3 separate regions of the Homo sapiens genome follow, and all the other regions are linked to region 1. The links are chromatin loops, found by intact Hi-C in ENCODE. Cell type or tissue: heart left ventricle. All regions are shown on one strand.

The links. Peaks named below come from ENCODE experiments on the same cell type or tissue, not always from the same donor. Only the 100,000 strongest peaks of a DNase experiment are listed, where the experiment ranks them.
Region 2: it touches region 1 in a loop (2.6-fold over the local background); 4 of 110 quality-filtered maps call a loop at or near these places.
Region 3: it touches region 1 in a loop (9-fold over the local background); 11 of 110 quality-filtered maps call a loop at or near these places.

Annotation. Positions count from the first base shown.
Region 1 is chr16:77,962,464-77,970,463 of GRCh38, forward strand. All of the region lies in intron 7 of VAT1L (vesicle amine transport 1 like), which reads left to right. All of the region lies in intron 1 of LOC105371351 (a long non-coding RNA gene), which reads right to left. Among named protein-coding and RNA genes, the nearest start is that of CLEC3A, 56 kb to the right of the region's middle. RefSeq lists enhancers at 910-989, 1,230-1,289, 1,390-1,459, 4,362-4,979, 4,980-5,598 and 1 more. In heart left ventricle, no CTCF peak of the experiment used is centred here; a DNase peak (open chromatin) is centred at 3,178; H3K27me3 peaks cover 1,684 bases.
Region 2 is chr16:77,801,840-77,809,839 of GRCh38, forward strand. The region is part of intron 1 of VAT1L (vesicle amine transport 1 like); the gene reads left to right. All of the region lies in intron 1 of LOC107984878 (a long non-coding RNA gene), which reads right to left. Among named protein-coding and RNA genes, the nearest start is that of VAT1L, 17 kb to the left of the region's middle. In heart left ventricle, no CTCF peak of the experiment used is centred here; a DNase peak (open chromatin) is centred at 3,750; H3K27ac peaks cover 443 bases.
Region 3 is chr16:77,854,890-77,862,889 of GRCh38, forward strand. VAT1L (vesicle amine transport 1 like) reads left to right here. Exons shown (of 9, transcript NM_020927.3): 4 at 7,859-8,000. Among named protein-coding and RNA genes, the nearest start is that of VAT1L, 70 kb to the left of the region's middle. In heart left ventricle, no CTCF peak of the experiment used is centred here; no DNase peak of the experiment used is centred here; H3K4me3 peaks cover 442 bases; H3K27ac peaks cover 4,761 bases.

The DNA of each region.
Region 1 (8,000 bases):
GGGGCCCAGGTCTCAGAGTAGAATCTCTCCTCTGGACTTGGGAGTCAAACAGAACCCAGTTGGAGTCCCCCTTTTATTAGGTGGCCTCGAGTATATCATAGGCGGGACCATCCTATAATCCTATAAGGAAAGAAATAGGCCGGGAGCAGTGGCTCATGCCTGTAATCCCAGCACATCAGGAGGCCAAGGCAGGAGGACGGCTTCAATCCAGGAGTTCAAGACCAGCCTGCACAACATAGCAAGACCTTTTCTCTACAAAAGAAGGAAAGAAGGAAAGAAGGAAGGAAGGAAGGAAGGAAGGAAGGAAGGAAGGAAAGAAAGAGAAAAGAAAAAATAGCTAGGCATGGTGGCTCATGCCTGCAGTCTCAGCTACTTGGGAGGCTGAGACAGGAGGATTGCTTAAGCCTGGGAGGTAGAGGCTGCAGTGGGTTGTGATCATGCCACTGCACTCCAGCCGGGACAATAGATAGTGATCCTGCCTCAAAAACAAAACAAGAAAAGAAACAATCTTAGGGTTCTGGGTGAGGAGGACATAGACAGCTTTCAGAAATCGAGTAGAGGGCGCTGGATCCTCAAGTTTTCTCCTAAAGAGGCTTCTAGTGGATCCAGTAACTGTGTCAGATGCTTAACAGACATCTGCCCTCAACCTTCACGGCAGTTCTATTAGGTGGGTGAGAACCTGGGCCGAGCAGAATAATACCACGCAAACGTGCCCACATCCTCATCCCCAGAACCTGTGAATCTGGTACCTCACATGGAAAAACGGACTTTGCCGATGAGATTAAGTTAGGGACTTGGGGATGGGGAGATCCTCCTGGGTTTTTCAAAGAGGGAGGCAGGAGGAGGGTGAGAGTCAGAGAGATTTGAAGCTCTACCCTGCTGGCTTTGAAGACGGTGGGAGGGACCTGCAAGCAAAGAAATGCAAGGGCTTCTTCTAAAGACGGGAAAGTCAAGGAAACAAATTCCTCCCTGGAAACAAATGCAGGAAGGAATGCAGCCCTGCCGGAGCCTTGATGTTAACCCTGTAAAACCCATTTCAAACTTTTGACCTCCAGAACGGTAAGATAATAAATTTGTGCTTCAAGTCACTGTTGGTGGTCATCTGTTACAGTAATAATAGGAAACTGATACAAAACCTTACCTTCACTTCGTAGAAAATAAAGGGGGGAAAAACCCACAGTGTCACCGAGAGGCTGGGGGAACTGCCTGAAGTCACACAGTCAGAGAATGCAGGAGCCTGGATCCCTCCTGAGACTCCCGTGGCTCCACAGTACAGGCTGGGTCCTCACAGGAAAGGCATATGCATTTGGTAAACAGGGGAATATTGGGGAAGCCATGGGAAAGTGATTTTCACTTCTCTGTGATACTTCCCAGCACAGAAATGATTTGAAGCAATCAGAGACGAGCTGTCTCACTAGCAAAGAGGACGTCTTCGCAATACGTGAAGACCTTCAGAACAAAACCGAAAGTCTTACAAAAGGGCCTTCCGTGGTGCAAATAGTGGCTGGTTAGGGACTTCAAGATCTGCCACACTCTCCACTTCCAGACCCCAGGATCTGGCCGCTGCCTTCCCCTCCACCTGCCCTTGTATTTTTCTCCACCACTCTGGCCTCCTCTTAGAGAATCCCACGTGGGATTCAGATCCACCTGGAGCCAAAGCATATGTTCCCCCTCTCCCTGAATCCCTATTGCTCAGCTCTTTCTGTGGCTCACTCCTTCCTGCTCTTCAGGTCTCACCCATCACCTCCTTAAACCCACCTACATTAGTGTCCTGTAAGCTGCTGTTCAAATGACCACAAATGTAGTGGCTTAAATAACATAAAAGTATTATCTTACAGTTCTGAAAGCCCAAAAATCAAGGTGTCAGCAGGGCTGCGTTCCTCGTGGAAGCCCTAAGGGAGAATTTATTTCCTTCCCTTCTTTAGCTTCCAGAGGCCACGTGCGTTTTTCTTGCTTCACGGTCCCCCCAGCAAGGGCATCACTCCAAACTCTGCTTCCCTTGTCCCATCACCTGCTCTCTGAGCCAAACCTTCCTGCCTTCCTCTTGCAAGAATCGTTGTGGTTCCATGGGGCCCCCAGATAATGCAGGATAATCCCCCATCTCAGATTTTTAGCTTAATCACTTCTACAAAGTCCCTTTGCCATGTCAGGTAACAAACATATCCTCAGGTTCTGGAGATTAGGGAATGGATGGGTTGGGAGTGTGAGGTCATTCTGTCTGCTTTCCCCAGGGATCTTGTTTAACTGGGTCACTCTCCCCCAACCCCTCACCATCTATTCTCCATCGTGGAACACTGCTCACGCCCTTTGTAGCACTTTTTTTTTTTTTTTTTTTTTTTTTTTTTTTTAGATGGAGTTTCGCCCTTGTTGCCCAGGCTGGAGTGCAATGACGTAATCTCAGCTCACCGCAACTTCCGCCTCCCCGGTTCAAGCAATTCTGCCTCAGCCTCCCGAGTAGCTGGGATTACAGGCATGCACCACCATGCCCGGCTAATTTTGTATTTTTAGTAGAGACAGGGTTTCTCCATGTTGGTCAGGCTAGCCTTGAACTCCCGACCTCAGGTGATTCGCCCGCCTGGGCCTCCCAAAGTGCTGGGATTACAGGCATGAGCCACCCCGGCTGCCTGTAGCACATTTTTTTTTATGATTATGATAAGCCTATTTAATAAGGGAAACTGTGATTCCCCCAGGACAGAGAGAGAACATCTGTTTCAGCCAGCTCCCGGCCCAGGGCTTTGGTTCTGTTGAATGACTGAACAAATAAATAAATGAATGAATGAATGAGTGAACGAATGAGTAGTATAGATATTATCACTCACATAAGATGAGATGCAGAGAGAGGAAGCCAGTTGTTAGAATGATATTACCAACTCAAAGCAGAACCAGGTTTCAGCCCTGGAATGTTCCCACTGCCTCCTGCCACCATGCACTTGGGATGCTGTCAAATTGGCCTCCCAGACACCAGAAGTGTCAGAGAAAGTCCAGATGTCCTTTGAGCTTAGAATGTTGGCATCTTGAGGTGCTTGAATGACATGACTCAGATTTCCTCCCTCCACTGTCTGGATGGGAAACCAGCTCTGTTGGAGATGGCCTGAGTAAATCCAGAATCCCAGCCCTGGAAAATCCAGCTGCCAAGACCAGATATGGCCAGCCACGCAGCTGGCCGTGGCATCCCAGACTGGGTGTGGGACCATGGTCCTGATTATGAACAGACTCCGCTGGGCCACCCAGGCTGCACTTAGCAGGCCACCAAGAGATAGCTGCCCAGGCCAGGGGCTCTAGGATGTGGGGTAGGCAGGACAAAGACCTCTAGGTGAGGCTCAGCCACATGACATCTCACTGTCTCCACATATCCACTTTTTCATTCATTCATTCATCCCAGAAGCTATTGTGTGACAGATGTCCTTTTGCACTATGGACTCTGAGGTAGACACCATTGTCCTGCCCATATAGAGCTGCAATCCCCAATATGGTAGCTATGAGCTATGGGAGGCCAATGAGGACTTCAAGTGTGGCTCATCTGAATTGAGATTTACTCTCAGTGTAAAATACACCCTAGATTCCAAACAGTCCCCCCCAAAAAAGCGTAAATTATTACTTCATTATATTGAGTATATATTGAAATAACATGTTGGATATATTTGGTTAAAGAAAATATCTCAAAATTAATTTCACCAGTTTCTTTTTACATTTCTTGACGTGGTTAATTTGAAAATTTTTAGCCACATTTGTGGTTCGCTTTATATTTATTTTAGATGGCACTGTTCTATTGATTTGCAATGGAGAGGAGAGGCTGATGTGTAACTTACAAGGCTGGGGTAAGGTTGACATCACTAGCCAACTGAGGTGTGAAGGGGTAAGTGCTTGGGCGAGACTGTGAGGTTGAGGGTGGAGGGCAAATACTTAGAAGAGCTCACATCCAAGTCAACAACAGCAAGACAAATCCAAGGTAGCTCAGGACCAGGGCACTCCAGGAGGGGACCCAGGACGTACAGAGACACAGTGCAGAGAGCCCAGTGAACTTCAGATACATCGTAAGTGGTGGACGTGAGTGTGTGATGAAAGGTGAAGAAAAGCAATAAAGCCAGAAAAGGCAACAGTTACCAGCTCCAGAAACATGCAGTCCAGTGCTGTTCAGCAGAATTATGTGAGCCACATGCAAAGTTTTAAATTTTCTAGTTTCTAGCCATATTTTCAAAACTACAAAAAACTAATTTTAATAATTGTTATTTCAACATGTAATAAATGTCAACAACTCTTACTGAAATAGTTTGGATTCTTTTTTATGGTGATTAAGTCTGTGAAGTCTGGTGTGAATTTTACACTGACAGCACGTGGCAATTTTTACTAGCCAAATTTCAAAGGCGCACTTGCCACATTGACTAGTGGCTATAGGATTAGGCAATGCAGGTCTACTAGACAGTTCTCTTGAATACAGTGGGGAAGGGTTTTAAGCAGTAGAGTACTTTAAAAAAAAAAAAAAAAAAAAAAAAAAAGCACCTCTGGTGGTCCCAACGGAGAAGACAAGTCTCCCACGTGCTACTGAGCTTTCTGGAGCCCATCGAGCCCATCACCACTATCTTCTGGGCACTGTCACCCCCGCCGGGGTGCTTTCACTTATAAACGGTAATTTGGGAGCAATGTCTCTTTTGTGCAGACTTTGCTTTGCCAAGGTGTTATATGAGAGCAGTTTGGGGTGTTGACAACAGAGGAAGGGGAAGCTGCCCTCTCAGATCCCCCATGGTTCTCACCACCTTTCAGATGGGCACCAGAGGCAAGAACCTTGGATGTTTTATCTGTGAAACTGTGGTGCTTAACTCAGCTAATCATTGTGATGCTTAACTCTGCTTATCATCAGGTTTCTCCTCTGTGAAACTGATGCAGACACTTCTAAGAGGCTTGGTGTGTGTGGATAAAAGGAAGCAACTTATGCAAAGGGCCTCATATGGTGGCCTAAGAAAGAATTAATCAAGAACAATATCATTTCTTTCCTTCAACATTGTCATCAGAAAGGCTCCAAGAGCAGCCTAACAAGAGGATAGAAATGCACACAGCGTGAATAGGAGGTCAGGCTACTTAAATGGCCTCTTGGAAATACTGCTAATCCTTTATCCATCCTTTCCGTAAGGGACTTCAAGGAGTCAGTTCATTTCAGAAAGAAATATCCAAAAAGCATGCAGATTAGAGGCAGCCCTGCAGGGAGCTTTTTCTCCTAGCATCACAATAAGCTTTAACTGGTGAGAAAACAGCTTTTCAGTTTCTCTGGGCTCTGTCTTACTGGAGAGGCAGCTTAAAAGTTGTTCCTAGTCTCCAAGGAGTTTTCAGATGCTAATAACTTGCCAGGGTGATAAATAACTGAATGCTGGAGATCTATGACGTGAGACACTACCTACCTCATTCCTCTGCCTTTGAGAGTCAAACAAAGCAGTACGGACTAGGCAGAACTGGGAAAGAGCTTTAGTTTTGAAGTCTGGCAGCCCTGAGTGCCAACCACAATTGTGTCACAATTAACTACGTAATCTTTGGGTAAATTGCTTCTATTTTTGAGCATCAGGGTACATTATCTGTAAAATGGGGATATATTTTGCAAGGTAATAATTATGTATGTGAGATAAGAATATATTATCTATTATTGCATTTAACTCCCCCACCCCCAACAAACTTAGAGGCACTTATGATCTCCCAGTTTCTGTGAGTGGGGAATCTGGGCACAGCTTAGTTGGTCCTTTGATTCTCACAAGGCTGCAATTGGGGTGTTACAGGAAAGGGGTCCTGATCCAGACCCCAAGACAGGGCTCTTGGGTCTCACACAAGAGAGAATTCAGGGCCAGTCCACAGTGCAAAGCAAAAACAAGTTCAAGAAAGTCAAGTGGTGAAACAATAGCTATGCCGTAGACAGAGTAGTGAGTTCCTGAAAGAGGAGGAACACGTTCACCCTGGGTACAATGCTTGTTTAAATGAAGAATAAAAAAAGAGCATGGGCTGGGCGCGGTGGCTCACGCCTGTAATCCCAGCACTTTGGGAGGCCAAGGCAGGCGGATCACAAAGTCAGGAGATCAAGACCATCCTAGCTAACAAGGTGAAACCCCATCTCTGCTAAAAATACAAAAAATTAGCCGGGCGTGGTGGCAGGCGCCTGTAGTCCCAGCTACTCAGGAAGTTGAGGCTGGAGAATGGCATGAACTTGGGAGGCGGAGCTTGCAGTGAGCCAAGATCACGCCACTGCACTCCAGCGTGGGCAACAGAGACTCCATCTCAAACAAACAAACAAACAAACAAAAAGAGCATGGGGACAGGCTCTGCTACGAGGGTTTGTGATAAAGGATTAATTTTTTTAATTACTGTATTTTGCAAGAATCAATTCTTTTTTTTTTAAAGACAGTCTCGCTCTGTTGCCCAGGCGGGAGCACAGTGGCGCGATTTCAGCTCAGTGCAACCTCCACCTCCCGGGTTCAAGCAATTCTCCTGCCTCAGCCTCCCAAGCAGCTGGGATTACAGGCACCCACCACCACACCCAACTAATTTTTGTTTTTTTAGTAGAGATGGGGTTTCCCCATGTTGGCCAGGCTGGTCTTGAACTCCTAACCTCAAGTGATCTTCCCGCCCTGGCCTCCCAAAGTGCTGGGATTACAAGCGTGAGCCACTATGCCTGGCCTGATATTATTATCTTTAAAGCAAAATTAGGAATGCTTCTGTTCTCAAGATATCGAGATATTGTTATCAGCACACTCCCAAGTCTGGGTCTGTTTAGTAAACATTATCAATCTGTTCCCTTAACCGTGAGTATCTAGAGGCTAGGAATACCTAACTCTCTGGGGATGCAGCCCAGCAAGTCCCAGCCTCATTTTCCTAGCCCTCACTCAGGACAGAGTTGCTCTGGTTCAAATGCCTCTGACAAAGGTGTCAGCTGGGGCTGTGGTCTCAAATGGGGAAGGGTCTGCTTCCAAGGTCTCTGTGGTCGTTGGCAGGATTCAGTTCCTCACTGGCATTTGGACCGAGGGTATCTGCTCCTCATTGACTGTCGGCTGGGGTCTGCCTTCAGTTTCTTGCCATGTGGACCTCTCCATAGGGCAGCTCACAACATGGCAGTTTGAGTCATCAGAACAAGGAAGCATCAAGAGTTAGAGAAAGAGGGACTGCAAGATGGAAGTCACGGTCCTTTATTACCTAATTTTGGAAGTGATGTATCATCACTTTTGCTCTATTCTGTTGCTTAGAAGCAAGTCACTAGGTGTAGCCCATGTTCACGGGGAGGGGATGAGTACCAGGCAATGGGGATGACTGACAACCATTTTAGAAGGTGTCTGCTACAATATATGAAGATTCCCGGTGGGCAGTAGCTATAATGAACAAATGTGAAAACCTTTGAAAAGCAGAGCTCACTACAAAAATAAAAGGAATCTACTGAATTATGTATTAGGGTCAAGAAATTTTAACAATCATATGACACTATTAATCAGAGATCAGGGCCGGGCACAGTGGCTCATGCCTGTCATCTCAGCACTTAGGGGAGGCCAACGGGGGAGGATCACTTGAGGCCAACAGTTCATGAGCAGCCTGGGCAACATGGCAAAACCACATCTCTACTAAAAAAAAAAAAAAAAAAAAAAAAGGCAAAAAATTAGCTGAGCACGTGGTGACGCTTGCCAGTAATCCTAGCTACTTGGTAGGCTGACGTGGGAGCATTGCTTGAGACCAGGAGGTCAAACCTGCAGTGATCTGTGATTGTACTGCTTTACTCCAGCCAAGGCAACAGAGCAAGACCCTGTCCCCCCAAAAATGTGTTGATTCCGATCACTGCCAGGTTGTCCAAAGACTGCATTTAAAAGTGCATTTATATTAAATACTGATTTGATAATATGTTACCAGACTGACGCTAAAGTTAAAAGGCATCCATTTCTTCTACATGATGTTTTATCATATATCCATAGCCCTTTCTAGTTATTTTAGTATATGTGTGTTTTTATGGAGCTAGAGATTAAAACATTTTAAATATGCAT
Region 2 (8,000 bases), 160 kb before region 1:
GAATGATTTTCTAATTGGTTTCCCTTTATCCACTCAGTTAAACTCCCTAAAATTGTTCCTACTGGGGACCTCATAATAAACTCTGACTCAACGTTTTGCAGCCGGAATCGACGATGCATGACGCAGCCATCCATGCGCCCACCTTCCTGAAACAGTCCTTTCAGATTTGAAGGCCTTCTCTGTCTGACCCCGGAGGAGAGACAGACAGTCCATGTCTCTGGGACTACTACTTCATAGGAAATGAATGGCAAAGGCAATTTTCACCCTCCCACCGCTTTGAGCCTCAGCATCTCTGTCCTCAGCCAGCAGCACATGTGGGAGACTCCACAACTTCCTTTTGCATTTTTAGCAGTTTTCTTTCCTTTTCCTAGTCATCTTTTTTCCTTTTGTATCCTTAAGATAGCTAGGCCTGTTTGTTCTTGAATGGAGACCCAGCTTCCAAAATAATTGAAAAGCACTGTGAAAGTCTTGAGTCCCTTAGAAAACACTAAAGTTGCCGGGGCACCGTGGCCCACGCCTGTAATCCCAGCACTTTGGGAGGGCAAGGGGGGTGGAGCACAAGGTCAGGAGTTCAAGACCAGCCTGGCCAAGATGGTAAAAGCCCGTCTCTACTAAAAATACAAAAATTAGCCAGGTGTGGTGGCAGGCGCCTGTAATCCCAGCTACTCGGGAGGCTGAGGCAGGGAATTGCTTGAACCCAGGAGGCAGAGGTGGCAGTGAGCCGAGATTGTGCCACTGCACTCCAGTCTGGGCAACAGAGCGAGACCCCATCTCAAACACACACACACACACACACACACACACACACACACACACACACACACACACACTAAAGTTGCATCCATTCATGGCACGGACAAAACTTCTCAAACATTTTCTTTTCCTGTGTACATCCCTTAAGTGCCGCTGCTCCCTCCAAACTCTCCCCTACTCTGTTCAAACTCTTCCAGACTTTGAAACCTTGCTCTTGCCATTTCTTGGCAATCTTTATTCACCCTTCATATCTAGTCTTTAATCTTTCAGGAGTAAATCCTTGCTTTTTTTTGAGGCGCATCAATCAAGCAGGCCTTTGATCTTCTCAGTTTCCTTCTCACCATCACGGCAGCGGACACAGCAGGGCCGGCAGCCCAGCAATGATTTCTTTCGTGAGAAGAAAGAATAGGGCTCAAATCATTCCTAGGTATTTTCCTACTTACACCTTCAGTGCAGAAATTATTGTTTGCCAGCCTTTAATGTGCCCTGTGCTAAGCACTGAACATTGAAAGGTGGATTTTAAGACAAGCCCTGTGCCCTAAAGTTGCTCATAGTCTACAGGGAAGATAATAGGGTAGAGATGCTACTACTCTCTCCTCCTTAGGATCCATTAGACTTAAATATTACCTAACTAAAAGTTCAGTTCCTTAGTCACACTAGTTACATTTCAAGTGTTCAATACCACATGTGGCCAAGTGGCTACCATATTGGAGAGCAGCAAGGACAGAACATTTCCATCATTCCAGAAAGTTCTATTGGACATGTCTATTCAAGTCTTCACCTCCTTTTTTGTTCCTATTGAAACAACCATTTTACTAGACATTCTTTTTTTTTTTTTTTTTTTTGAGATGGAGTCTTGCTCTGTTGCCCAGGCTGGAGTGCAATGGTGCGATCTCGGCTCACTGCAAGCTCCACCTCCTGGGTTCAGGCCATTCTCCTGCCTCAGTCTCCAGAGTAGCTGGGACTACAGGCGCCCTCCACCACGCCCGGCTAATTTTTTGTATTTTTAGTAGAGACGGGGTTTCACTGTGTTAGCCAGGATGGTCTCGATTTCCTGACCTCGTGATCCGCCTGCCCGGGCCTCCCAAAGAGCTGGGATTACAGGCGTGAACCACCATGCCTGGCTACACATTCTTTTTATCAGCAGTAATGTCTTAGGAAATAGCTGTCACGTTGTAGGAAAAATGGACTATTTCTCCATTGAGACCCTGTCCATCTTTGGCTCCGATGAGAAATCAAACCATCATTACTCTATCTTCTCCCCTCTGTGGAGAGGTGAGATGGGGCTGGAGAGGCTGAGAGAACAGGAACAAGGGGCACGCCCATTCAGTGATACTTTCTGTGAGAAGAACCTGATCCCAGTGACGTGATTTAAGAACTACCCTCTCTGTGCTAGCTGTGACTCTTGTACAGCCTCCTCTTATGGAACTGTCATGCCGTGTAGTCATTCTTTTGTTGATCTCTGAGTCCTGGAAGGCAGAGATGTCATTGTCACTGTTGTGACATTAGTGCCTAGCCAAGCCCCAAAACACAGAGGGGTCTGTTGAATTTCAATTGGATGACATTAAATGTTCTATGCAACCAGTCACTGCCGAACACCTGTTTGAAGTGAATGCCTTGGTCAACATCAAACATGGAGCATAAAGATGTTAACCTTTACAGGAACCTTAGGAATAAATACCTCCTGCTGTGTCCCGAGGAGGGGCTGAGAGTAAATAACTCCAGGTCTCAAAGTCAAAAGAGTTAGTCTCAGCATCTAGGAGTGCTTGTTTTGGACCCTTTCGGACCTGGCTTTTCTGTTTCTGCTGAAAACTGGCTCTAGACATTTAGATTCTCAATATGTCTCCTGGCTGTTTTGTTCTGTGTTGGAAATACTACTGAGGTGTGTTTTGAATACTAATTTGGGCATATGATCTGAATGTATTTCTTTTCCCAGACACGGTAGAAACAAAGAACTTGTACAACTGTATCCCAAGCTATATTACCCTCATCATCACTGCCAAGTCACTTCCTCCCTCCTCTCTGTCCTTATTTCAGCCATGCTGGCCATCATGATGAGTTTGTCCCTGGGATTCTACGCTTTCCCCTCTCCTTCCCCTTCCATCTTTTTTCCTCTCTCTCCTCATGAGTTGGCATCTTGTGCTCCTGCTACAATGAGCTTCCTTCTTGAGGCTGGAAAAGGCGGTGGTCTTTAGCTCCAGCAGCCATGTACAAATTTAGCAAGTCCCACTGCAAAGAGAACTTTTTTCTCCCAGTTTCCTCCCAGCATATGTTATGGACAAAGGGATCTCAGTGGGGCAGTGACAGCACTACTAATGTAAAGTGGTAGATTATGAATAAAATCAGATGGGTCGGAAAACTCCGTATGTCTCCCGTGGCTGCAGTGGCTTGCTTATCTTAAAATAGTGGTTAGAGAGGGTGGACAGGGTTATGTGGAACTGGTCACCAAGGGGACCAGTGTCAAGAGCCATGAGCCAGCAGTGTGGGAAGGGAGTCTGAGCATCCCAGCATACCCTTTCCAGCCTCTGATTGAACACAGGTGGATTCTTCAGGTGAATCCTAAGACCTCTCTGAGACAATTCTGGCTGTTCTCAAATAAGAGCTGCCATCTGAGATTTGCATAAACAGTGTCCTTGCTTTGGTCACTGTGAGCTTTTTCTTTCCTAGCAAATTTGTGTCAGTCTGTTCCCACAGTCTTGAGATAACAAAACTGGCACTTGAGCAAATCAAAAAAGAAAAAAGATTTATGCCCAAGATTTTCTGAGATCAATGCCTATTTTCCTAAGCATTTTCAAGTTTTCAGTTGAGATTAAGAAACAAAAACAAAAGCTTCAGTTCTGGGGCAATGAGAAAATTAATCAAACATCTGCTTCTTTGACCCCGCATGGATTGGGAGTTAAGTGCTTTGATGAACATATTATCAGCAAGACGAGAGCAGAATAAGCAAAGAGCACACCTTCCCTTACTGCGTCTGCTTGGCACAAAGCCTCGCACGAGGTCTGCTTGCTTCTGCCCGGAGCTGGCAAAGGCTGCCACAAATGCAGGACTGGTTAAAGTTCCGAGGCAGAGGGCTGGTAAAGCTTTCTATTGAGAATTTGATGGTGCTTTCCCTGATGCCTGCCTCTCCGCCAGTGTCGTGATCTCCGACTTCCCACAGACACATAGAAAGCCCTGAAGTGTGATTTTTCATAGATTTTCCCCAAGCAGTTTACCAATCCTGCATGTATTTATCTGCTTGTTACTTTTTGTGTTATTTTTTCCTTAGTCTCTGCCTTTTTTTTTTTTTTTGAGATGGAGTCTTGCCCTGTGGCCCAGGCTGGAGAGCAATGGTGAGATCTCAGATCACTGCAACCACCACCTCCAGGGTTCAAGCAATTCTCCTGCCTCAGCCTCCTGAGCAGCTGGGATTACAGGCGCCTGCCACCATGCCCAGCAAATTTTTATATTTTTAGTAGAGTCAGGGTTTCACCATGTTGGTCAAGCTGGTCTTGAACTCCTGACATCAGGTGATCTGCCTGCCTTGGCCTCCCAAAGTGCTGGGATTACAGGCCTGAGCCACAGCACCCAGCCTCTGCCCCCTTTTTAAATTCCTCGATCTCTTTCTTTTTCTTTCTATTTATTTATTTACTTATTTTGAGATGGACTCTCGCTCTGTCACCCAGGCTGGAGTGCAGTGGCAAGATCTCGGCTCATTGCAAGCTCCGCCTCCCGGGTTGAAGCCATTCTCCTGCCTCAGCCTCCCAAGCAGCTGAGACTACAGGTGCCCACCACCACGCCCGGCCAAGTTTTTTGTATTTTTAGTAGAGACAGGTTTCACCATGTTAGCCAGCATGGTCTCGATTTCCTGACCTCGTGATCTGCCCACCTCGGCCTCCCAAAGTGTTGGGATTACAGGCGTGAGCCACCACGCCCGGCCAAGTTTTTTGTATTTTTAGTAGAGACAGGTTTCACCATGTTAGCCAGCATGGTCTCGATTTCCTGACCTCGTGATCTGCCCGCCTCGGCCTCCCAAAGTGTTGGGATTACAGGCGTGAGCCACCGCGCCCAGGCTGATCTCTTTATTTTTCTAATCTTCACTTCCTTTTTTTCTATGGGAACAACTGTTTTTACTAAACATTACTTTTATCATATCTTTTATGATATGATAACATATCATAAAACATAAGAACTTTATTTTAACATATCTTAGGAAACAGCTGTCATATCATAGCAAAAATGGACTGTTTCTCCATGGGAATGCTGGTCCTTGGTGGCTCCAGGGAGAAATCAAGACATGGCCACTCTGTGCTGTCTTCTCCCTTCCATGGAAAGCTGGGGTGAGGCCAGAGAGGCTGAGAGAATGGGAGCAAGAGGCACGCCCATTCCTAAGGGATACTTTCTGTGAGAAGCACCTGATCCCAGCAGGTTCTTTCCCCTCCCTCTCATTCTTTCAGGTTTTTATTTAAAGGTCTCATTCTCTTTCCTGCCTTTGCACCATTTGTTATAAGAACCACCAGATCTTTCCTCCTCAGGAACTGCCGTGCAAAGGAGCCTCATAAAAATTCACCATCAGTGACAGCTGCTCTGTGACCACAGGGGAATAAACCCTGAAAGGAGAGATCACACTACTCTTCTTGTAGTGGGAGCTAGTGTGCACCACCCCTAAAGCATCCTTTTAGAATCTCAGTGCTCACTCCCCCAGCTACCAGGAATGATGGCAGCTGACAGCTCACAGCTGGTTTCTCCTGAGGAATTGTTCTCAGCCAAAGAAAGTCTCCTTCCCCAAGCCTGCACCCCCTCCCTGGGGGCAGCCCTCATTCCTGACTGGTTGATGCAGGGGTGCAAAGGCCCAGTCCCCATGTCTTTGTTCAGAATTACTCAAGGAACCATGCTATGTCTGGAACTTTGCAAGGATGAACTGAGACCTCTTTACTGGTATATCAGAGTTCAACTTCTCCCCGTCCCCAGTCCAGCTTCCCTCCTGCCCATCTAGGAGTTGTCTTTTAGAACACTCCCTATCAGACCTCTTGCTGCAAATCTCAGTCTCGGAGTCTGTTTCCCAGGGAACCTGACCTATGGCATTTTCTTTGTGTCATAGTGATGACAGTGATTCGGATAGCAAGCTTATATCTGTTGAGCATTTACTGTGTACGAGGTACTCTGTTTTACATATACTGTCACATGCAATCCACACAACACCCCGTAAGGTGGTTGTGTTACTATCCCATTGTTGAGATGGAAAAACTAAGGCCCAAGGTCAAGCAACCCACTTGAGGAGGAGCCAGAAAGCTAAAGCTAAAGATCTAAACTTAGCTTTGGTGATTGCAGAGGACTGCTTGGAATAATTCTTTGGGGAGAACTTTCTGGAGGTTGATGCTTTGACTTCATGGTTATATTGTACATTAGCATGTGCCATGGTGGCTATATGAGCACTTTGCCTATACTCCAGAACAGGGCTCCCTGGGCCACAGACCAGTACTGGTCTGTGGCCTGTTAGGAAATGGGCCACCAAGCAGGAGGTAATTGGTGGGCAAGGAAGTGAAGCTTCGTCTCTATTTAGAGCCACTACCCGTCACTCGCATTACCACCTGCACTCTGCCTCCTGTCAGATCAGCGGCAGCATTAGGTTCTCATAGGAGCATGAACCCTATTGTGAGCTGCACATGTGAGGGATCTAGGTTGTGTACTTCTTATGAAAATCTAATGCCTGATGATCTGTCACTATCTCCTGTCACCCCCAGATGGGACCGTCGAGTTGTAGGAAAACAACCTCAGGGCTCCCACTTGATTCTACATTATGCTGAGTTGTATAATTATTTCATTATATATTACAATGTAATAATAATAGAAATACAATGCACAGTAAATGTCATGTGCTTGAATCATCCCAAAACCATCCTCCCACCCCTGCTCCATGGAAAAAAAATGTCTTCCATTAAACTGGTCCCTGGTGCCAAAAAGGTTTGGGACCGTTGCTCTAGAAGACCACTTGTCATCGTACAGTGATCAGTTTTGTTTCTGTTTTTGTTTTTGTTTTTTTTGAATCAGAGTTTCATTCTTGTTGCCCAGGCTGGAGTGCAATGGCGCAATCTTAGCACACCACAACCTCCACCTACCGGGTTCAAGCAATTCTCCTGCCTCAGCCTCCCACGTAGCTAGGATTACAGGCATGTACCACCACACCTGGCTAATTTTTTGTATTTTTAGTAGAGATGATGTTTTTCCATGTTGGTCAGGCTGGTCTTGAACTCCCGACCTCAGGTGATCCACCTGCCTCAGCCTCCCAAAGTGCTGCGATTATAGGCGTGAGCCACCGTGCCCAGCTGTGATCAGTTTTTATGATTCTGTTTCCCCATGAGAATTTGGAGCCCCTTGTTAACTTTGGGCATCCACTACCTAGTATACGGCATAGTATACAGTAGGCTCAATGTGCTAGTTGAGTGGAGAGTTCTTGTCTTTGTAACTGGGAAAACTGAGCCATGATCTTTCTCTAGGAGAGCAAAGTACATTAGTCAAGAGCACAGGCTCTGGATTTACATCACTTGCTTTCGCAAGTAATGTAAGCCAGGTAAAACCAACATTTTGTAAACCTTAATGTGCTTTGGTTTTGTTCTTTGTAAAATGGGGGTAATATTGTTGATCTCTTAGCATTGTTTATGGTTGTTGTAAAACTGAAATGACACTCAACACCATGCCTGATACATAGAAAGCGCCCCATAAAAGTTACCTATTACAATTGCTAGCCACAAATCAATTCTTTTCCTTCCCATCCTCCATCATCAGAGAAATTAGAAAGGCCAGATTTCTGTTAGCTTCTTGGGGATGCCTCCAACAGTCACAAAGCCCTATAGGACAGCCCTCTCAGAAAGAGTCCATTCTTTTTTGATCTTTTTTTTTTCCATGGGAACAGCTGACATTGGGCTACTCAAGTGGTCCTTTGCAACCCTAACAGCACATGAGAGTGTGTGCTTTCACTAAAGAGACTCTCAGAGCTGGGGCCAGGATGTGCACTTTCAGAAAAAATAAATGTCATGATGATCCTGACTTGCATTACAAAAAGTGATTGTACTCAAGGCTCATCCCCTCTTCTCAGCAATTGCTGCTATGGGTAGAGGGAGGGGATCTACTGCCATTGCCCACAAAGAGAGAGGGTTCATAGTCTTTATCGAGTTTACTACATGTGACTTCAAGGTGTCTTGGAACTATTTCATAGAATCATGAGAGCTCCAGATTTGAAGAAAGGATGTCAGCTAGTCTTGTGTTTTAAA
Region 3 (8,000 bases), 110 kb before region 1:
TTTTCATCAAACTTGGTACAGGGACTCAACCTTCATACTTTTTGGGAGATTTCTCCAAATACACTGTTTTTGGCCCAGCTAAATAACTAGTCAATGTGATCAAGAAATCTTAGAACTGAAGAGACCACAGAGATCATTAAGTCCAAGTTCCCATTTTAAAAATGTGAAACCGCTGGGCGTGCTGTTTCACGCCTGTAATCCCAGCACTTTGGGAGGCTGAAGCAGGCAGATCACGAGGTCAGGAGTTTGAGATCAGCCTGGCCAATATGGTGAAACTCCGTCTCTACTAAAAATACAAAAATTAGCTGGGCATGGTGCCACGTGCCTGCAGTCCCAGCTACTCAGGAGGCTGAGGCAGGAGAATCGCTCGAACCCGGGAAGCAGAGGTTACGGTGAGCCGAGATCGTGCCACTGCACTCCAGCCTGGGCAACAAAGCGAGACTCCATCTCAGAAAAAAAAAAAAAAAAAGTGAAATCAAGGCACAGAGACATGAGCTTACCCCTAGTCACACAACCCATTTGAGAAACTTGACCACAGGTGAGTCCTTTCCTTCTCCTTATCTATCTCCCCCGACATGCCCACACACTCCACTTTAATGCATGCCCTTCATTGTCTGCATATGTCCAAAAACATAGTGCACCAATGCAGTCTTTTGCTAGTGGTTCAGTGGAATTGGTGCTCTCATTCTCATGGTTTAGGAATATAATTGTACTTTAATGGTTTATTTATTTTATTAATGTCTGTCATCTTCATTACAATGCAAGTTCCAAGACAGGGACCATATACATAAATAACTCGTTTATATTTCTGGCACCTCTGATAATGTTTGATCCAGTAGAGATGCTCATTATATAGCACTGTAGTCACTCCTGTAATCCCAGCACTTTGGGAAGCCAAGGCGGGCGGATCACGAGGTCAAGAAATTGAGACCATCCTGGCCAACATGGTGAAACCCCATCTCTACTAAAAATACAAAAATTAGCCGGGCATGGTGGCGGGCACCTGTAGTCCCAGCTGCTTGGGAGGCTGAGGCAGAAGAATTGCTTGAACACAGGAGGTGGAGGTTGCAGTGAGCTGATTGTGCCACTGCTCTCCAGCCTGGCAACAGAGGAAGACTCCGTCAAAACAAACAAACAAACAAACAAACAAAAAACACTGTAGTGATAGAATGAATGACTCAATGAAGTAACAGAGAGGCTGAGATTCAAAGGATATAAGGAATAAACCGGGAGAAAAGACAGGAAAGAGGATTCCAAGCAGTGGGGATTGTATGTGCAAAGATCCTACAGTGAAAGAGAGGGTGGCACTTAGGAAGAACTGATTGTTTTTCCTTGTGGTCAAGGTAGAGTTCTGGAATACAGTGAGAAACAAGGCTGGAGGAGTAGACAGTATTTACATTATAGACATTTTCCTAAGCCATCCATTCTCTGTCCTTACTTAGTTGAGTTTCTGATGCTAAATCCTGAATCTCAGTGCACTGGTAGGCTCATCTAGCCTAAATTCCCACTTAATGGGTAAAAAGAATTTCAACTGGGCCCCATCCCAATCTCAAAACTGTTATAGCTAAAAACTGCTCCTTACTCAGTACTTAATATGTACCAGGCAGTGTAGTAAGCCTTTAAAGAGATGAATTCACTCCTCTAATCATTCGTTTACATGCTGGAATATGATCTTGCTTTAAACTGCCAGTCTGTCGATCAGGGTCATATATTTCAGGGACCTAAATCAGCTCCCTTGTTACCACAGTCCCTGGATTCCCTGCTGCCTGTGCTCTGATTAAGGAGACTCCAGCAGCTCTGCAATAAGGATTGAGTTGATTAACATCTGGTTGAAAATCTCTTCGCCCATATGAACCTGAGACAAAGCCATCCAAAGAGTAATTGATGGCAAAGACCCGAAGTTGTCTCTAAGATGGCAACTCGAGGGCTTAGCTGCACAGATGAGAAGATTAATAGCAGAGTGGCCTTGGAGTCACGGATACCTGCATTTGACTTCCAGCTTTCTCATTCACATGCCAGGTAACCTTGGGAACTTTCCTTTTCTCTCTGAATCCCCATGTTTACGTATGAAAAGAAGACACAAATACTTACACTAAAGGTGGTTTAAGGATTTAACGAAGCACCTTAGTACAGTATCTGCCCCATGGTGGGACAAAAGAAGCCGCAGCTGCTATTAATGCTGTATTGTTAGCCAAAGGGAAGAGAAGGGCAGATGTGGTGCAGAATTCTTACGTTCAAAAGAAGGAAGGAAAATCCATTAAAAACAAGCGCATGCAAATCGTCATTTACTGCAGTGACTGGGAGAATGGATTGTCTTGTTCATTTTATGTTCTGGTTCTGGAGGTAAACTGCAAGGTCCTTTTTATTGAAAGTTCATTCTGTCTTCCACAAATGTTATTGAGTCCATGCTATTTGCTAGGCACGTAGGAGAAATGAGGATAAATGAGCTGCTGATCCTGCATTCACCTCGGGAGTTGGAGAAGGGAGAATACAGATTTTCTATAAATGTGTGGGAAGGCACTTTTCTGCTTAAATACAGAATGCTAAGCATTATTTAAAATTTATTGAAAATGTTACCAGGGCCTCTCATTGCCTAAGACAGGTGATGGAGAACAGAAAGGCCGCAAGTAGATATGTGATGAATTTGTGTTTTCCATCCATTAATCTTTATATAAAAGTATAGATTATTATATATTATACATAATACTCACATAGCATACTAATCTTAATTGTGTTATTAGTAATTCTATTTCTCTATTACTTATTAAATAGATAGTATATATTATGTATATATAATTATACATATACACATCATGGCTATATATATTAATTGTACATTATTCTAGTTATAAGTCATATATTTATCCATTATCTAATACTCACATATTATATGTTATATAATAATATAAGTACATAAGTGATTTGGATTACCTATATTATCTCTCTCTTTTTTTTTTTTTTAACCATGTGCATGTTTTTCTTTAAAATAGAAATAGTGAAGTTCTGCTTCAGTCAGAACCTGCATAGGTTAATTAAATGCACGCTTTACTCCAACTCTACAACACTAAAGGACATGAAGGCTGCAAAACGACTGGGAAGGGCTGCCCCCATACACTCAACTCCTCCAGTTTCTCATGCATCCGTCCACCAAGTTTTACCAGACATTTACTATGTGCCAGGTTCTGCACTGGGCACAGGAGCAGAGGGCCGGTGGAGACACAGTCCCTGCCCCCACAGAGCTCACAGATGGGGCAGGCAGAAGCCACAGAGGCCGTGGTGGTCACGCTTCGGGAGAAAAGAACCACAAGTCAAAGGGGCACAAAAGGGGGCAACCAACTCTATCTGGGATGCTGGAAAGGATTCCTGGGGATGGAGATGACTGAGTGGGAATAGCCCTGATTGGAAGAAGAAAGAGGAAGGGAGGGCATAATGAGAAGGGGGAAAGCATGTGGGGAAACTGGCGTTGATGCTAAAATAGCATAGTCACGCAGGATCTGATAGCAGGATAGCAGATATGCTGCTACTGCAAATGTAATAAGACCAAGAAAAATAGTAAGAGAGGACTTAGGAGTAGTGATAGCAAGTATGTATTGAGCATTGATTGTTCTAGGCACTTTGATGCATTATATCACGTAATCTCACAGTAAACCTAGACTGTGTAGAGTATTGCTAACCAAATATTTTAGACGAGTGAACAGAGGTGCCAATACGTTGCTCAGCTGGTATGTGTGGCAGCCAGGAGTGAAGCAGATCAAGCTGTTACTCTAGTGGTGTTGGAGCAGACATCTAACCTCTGTAAACCTCAGCTTCTTCCTCAGTAAAATAAGGTGACGCTGGGCACAGTGGCTCATGCCTGTAATCCTAGTGGTTTGGGAAGCCAAGATTGATTACTTGAGGCCAGGAATTCTAGACCAGCCTGGGTAACATAGTGAGACCCCATCTTTACAAAAAAAAATTTTAAAAAGGCTGGGCTTGGTGGCTCACACCTGTAATCCCAGCACTTTGGGAGGCCGAGGCGGGCGGGTCACCTGAGGTCAGGAGTTCGAGACCAGCCTGACCAACATGGAGAAACCCCGTCTCTACTAAAAATACAAAATTAGCCAGGCATGGTGGCACATGCCTGTAATCCCAGCTACCCTGGAGGCTGAGGCAGGAGAATCGCTTGAACACAGGAGGCAGAGGTTGTGGTGAGCTAAGATCGTGCTGCTGCATTTCAGCCTGGGCAACAAGAGCGAAACTCCATCTCAAAAAAAAAAAAAAACTATTTGGGTGTGGTGGCATGTACCTGTAGTCCCAGCTACTGGGGAGGCTGACGCAGGAGGATCACTTGAGCCCAGGAGTTCAAGGTTGCAGTGAGCCATGATTGAACCACTACACTCCAACCTGACAGAGTGAGACCCTGTCTCTAATAACAAACAAAAGTAAGATGAAAGGTCATTCTGAGAATGCCAGGGTTGAGGGCTGCACAATGCCATGCTCATGGCAAATGCTAACTGTGGTGGCTGAAGTTCGGTGTGTGTTAGGGAGTAGAAATTGGAAAAGCGGAGGAAATAAGTGAATGAGGGGAGACTGGGTCAGATAATAGGGGCCAGTCTAGTGTGATAAACTAGATGTGTGCATTTTATTCTGAAAGCTGTGATGGACATTGGGAAGTCCAAAATAAATAGTGACATGTTCAGTGTTGTGTTTGAGAAATGTCACTCTGACCACAGAAGGACTTTTGGAAACAGCCAGGTCAGGTGGAGGAGTGTTGTCATAGTCCAGGGTGAGAAATGTGATGATCCAGACTAAGAAGAGACAGTTATAAGAGCTGTCGAGGACAAAGAGATAACACAGTTTCTGAATATAGGGACGTGGGGTTGAGGGAGGAAGAGGAGGCCAGGATGCTGCCCAGATTCCTGGCTTTAACGCTGGGGAATGGTGCAGTCCATCCACTGAAGCAGGAAACACAGTAAGAGGAGTGTTAAATTGCATCCCACCCCCACCACTCCAAATTCATATGTTGAAGCCCTAACCCCCAGTACCTCACAACGTCACTTTATTTGGAGATAGGGTCTTTACAAAGGCAATCGAGTTAAATTGAGGTCACTGGAGTGGGCCCTCATCCAATATGGCTGGTGTCCTTATGAGAAGGGGAAATTCGGACACAGAGTGTCATAGAGAGAAGACGGCGTGGAGAGACGCAGGGAGAATAGGCACATCTACAAGCCGAGGAGAAAGGCCTGGAATAGATCTTTCGCTCACATCCCTCAGAAGGAACCAACCCTGCCAACACCTTGATTTTAGACTTTGAGCCTCCAGAACTGTGAGAAAAGGAATTTCTGATGTTTAAGCCACTGGGTCAGTAGAACTTTGTTACAGCAGCACTAGGAAACTGACTTAGGGAGTAACTCATTCAGAGATGGCCACGAGTTAGGTTTTGGATCAGTTGAGTGTGATGTGTCGCTTTTGGGACAGCCAGGTGGAGACAAATGCCAAAACGATAGAGACCCAAGTCCAGGACTCAGTGGGCAGCTTGGGACCGGAGATTAACACATGCCAATCATTTTGGACACTCTGGCATTCATAGCACAGTGCAACCAGTACAGAATAGAAATTTGAAAAATAGTTGAATGAATAAATGAATATCCTATTTGCCTAAGGACAGAGGGCGAAGGGAATACAGGGAGACTGGAACTAATTGTAATTTCCCATCCCAGTAGTAAGAAGGTTATCTCAAGCGCTGTCCATAAGGAGCTATAACTATGACATATCTGAGGCCAGCAAATTTTAGAGAATTGCTGCATTGGTTGCTGATATTTACCCTCCCTAGAAAAGATAGTCCTCTCTTTGCTTTATAAAATCTAGAAGGCAGGAGAATTAAACAAGTATCAATGCTATTCTTAGGACAGAAAACTATAGCCTGTCCAGAGTCTCAGGTTCATGCCCATATTCTGAAATGTTGACCTCCAAGGGAGTGTGCCAGCAACATGTCTATTTTAGGTAGGAAGTTTAAAGCCTGCTTTGCTTAAAATGTCAAAATAAGTAGACAGCATAACAATGGAAAGTGGTAATAAGTGGAAACCAGGAGACCTTACTTTGAATCCCAGATTTGCCTCTGAAAAAGTGGGTAACCTTAACCTTTCTGAATGTCTTTTCCTTTATCTATAGAGCAGTCAGGGGAGGGGGTAATTGGATGATCTTCCAACTCTGACATTCTGTGATTCTCTCAGTGTTGCCTTTAATTGCAACGGGTGATAAGATGACATTTCCATAAATTGACCTGCCAACCTGATTTAGTCCGCCAGCATGAAGACATGAAAATAAGATGATAGGCAGAAATTAACATCACAGATGACGCTGGTAGAATATTTTCCCTCCTTAAAATGGCAGATGGAACACCAGAAAGAGACAACACTTGGCTTTAGAATGCACCTTAGTTACCAGAAAACTGGGTTTTACTGGAAAATGCCTGAATATACATGACCACAACATTTTGTCCAATGACTTCAAGTTTGACCATACTGAAAAACGATATGGAAAAATAAACCTGCTCCTAACTGCATTTGTGATTTCCCCTGGACCACTTAATATTTAAAACTTGTGTTGACCTCTTCTCTATATGCCTGGACATCTCGGCAATGGATATAATAAGCCCCTAAGGGGGAAAGGTAATTAGGATTTATTATCTAAGTGTCACATTTTGTGCCAGGTCTTTGACCTGTGTTGCAAAATACCTTATTTACACTTCCCTGTAGAAGATGCTGTCAGCCACATCCTATCTTTTCTGCACTTAACATGCCGAAGGTTGCTTAGGACTTCTGTCTGCTGTGGGAGCCCACTTGACTGGAAGAAGCCAGATAGGCACAAGAATTACTATTGCAGAAGCAGCCCTCAACAAGTATCAGATGCAAATGTGCTGGATAAATACTCCGGCTTCCTTGCTCATGGTTGGGATAACTCAGAGGCGTATTCTACACTTGCTCACAGGGTTCCCCAGAGGGATTGAGCTCCAGTTACACATGGTAGATATGGCCTTGATAACACATCTTTTATTGGCTGCCTTCTTTTACTGTCTTAATACCTTGTTATTTCCGGAGATCATTGTCCAGGTAAAATACCTACATCCAAATCGTTATCTTAGGTTCGGCTTCTGGGGTACCCAAACTAAGACATCTGCAAGAGCGCTGTGAAGTAGGTGGCATTGTAAGATATCAGTTTTTAAGTCTTGGTGCTTGGATTCGCCTGATTCCCATTGACTTTCCTCTATGCCAGTGATTCTTAACCACAGGACATTTTGTCCTTCCACCAAGGCGACACTTTGCAATGTCTGGATACATTTGTGGTTGTCACAACTGGGAGGATGCTACTGGCATGTAGTAGGTAGAGGCCTGGAGGGCTAAACATCTGACAATGCATAGTACAGTCTCCTACCACAAAGACTAATCCAACCTTAAAAAGGCCCCCCGGGCACAGTGGCTTGCGCCTGTAATCCTAGCACTTTAGGAGGCTGAGGCGGGTGGATTACCTGAGCTCAGGAGTTCGAGACCAGCCTGGGCAACACGGTGAAACCCCATCTCTACGAAAAATACAAAAAATTAACCGGGCATGGCAGCATGTGCCTGTAGTCCCAGCTACTTGGGAGGCTGAGGCAGGAGAATCGCTAGAACACAGGAGGTAGAGGTTGCAGTGAGCCGAGATCGCACCACTGCACATTGCACTCCAGCCTGAGTGACAGAGTGAGACTCCATCTCTAAAAAAAAAAAAAAAAAAAAAAAAGTCAATAGTGCCGATGGAGAAATCCTGCTCTACACCCAGCAAGACTGGCTATGATCTGGTGGCTCCTATGTGTGACATAGCTATTGTCTTTTCCTTCCAGGGTCAAGCTGTGGCTCAGCTGTGTTCCACTGTCCCCAACGTGACTGTCTTTGGAACAGCCTCTACTTTCAAGCATGAAGCAATCAAAGACTCTGTGACCCACCTCTTTGACAGAAATGCAGACTACGTGCAAGAAGTTAAAA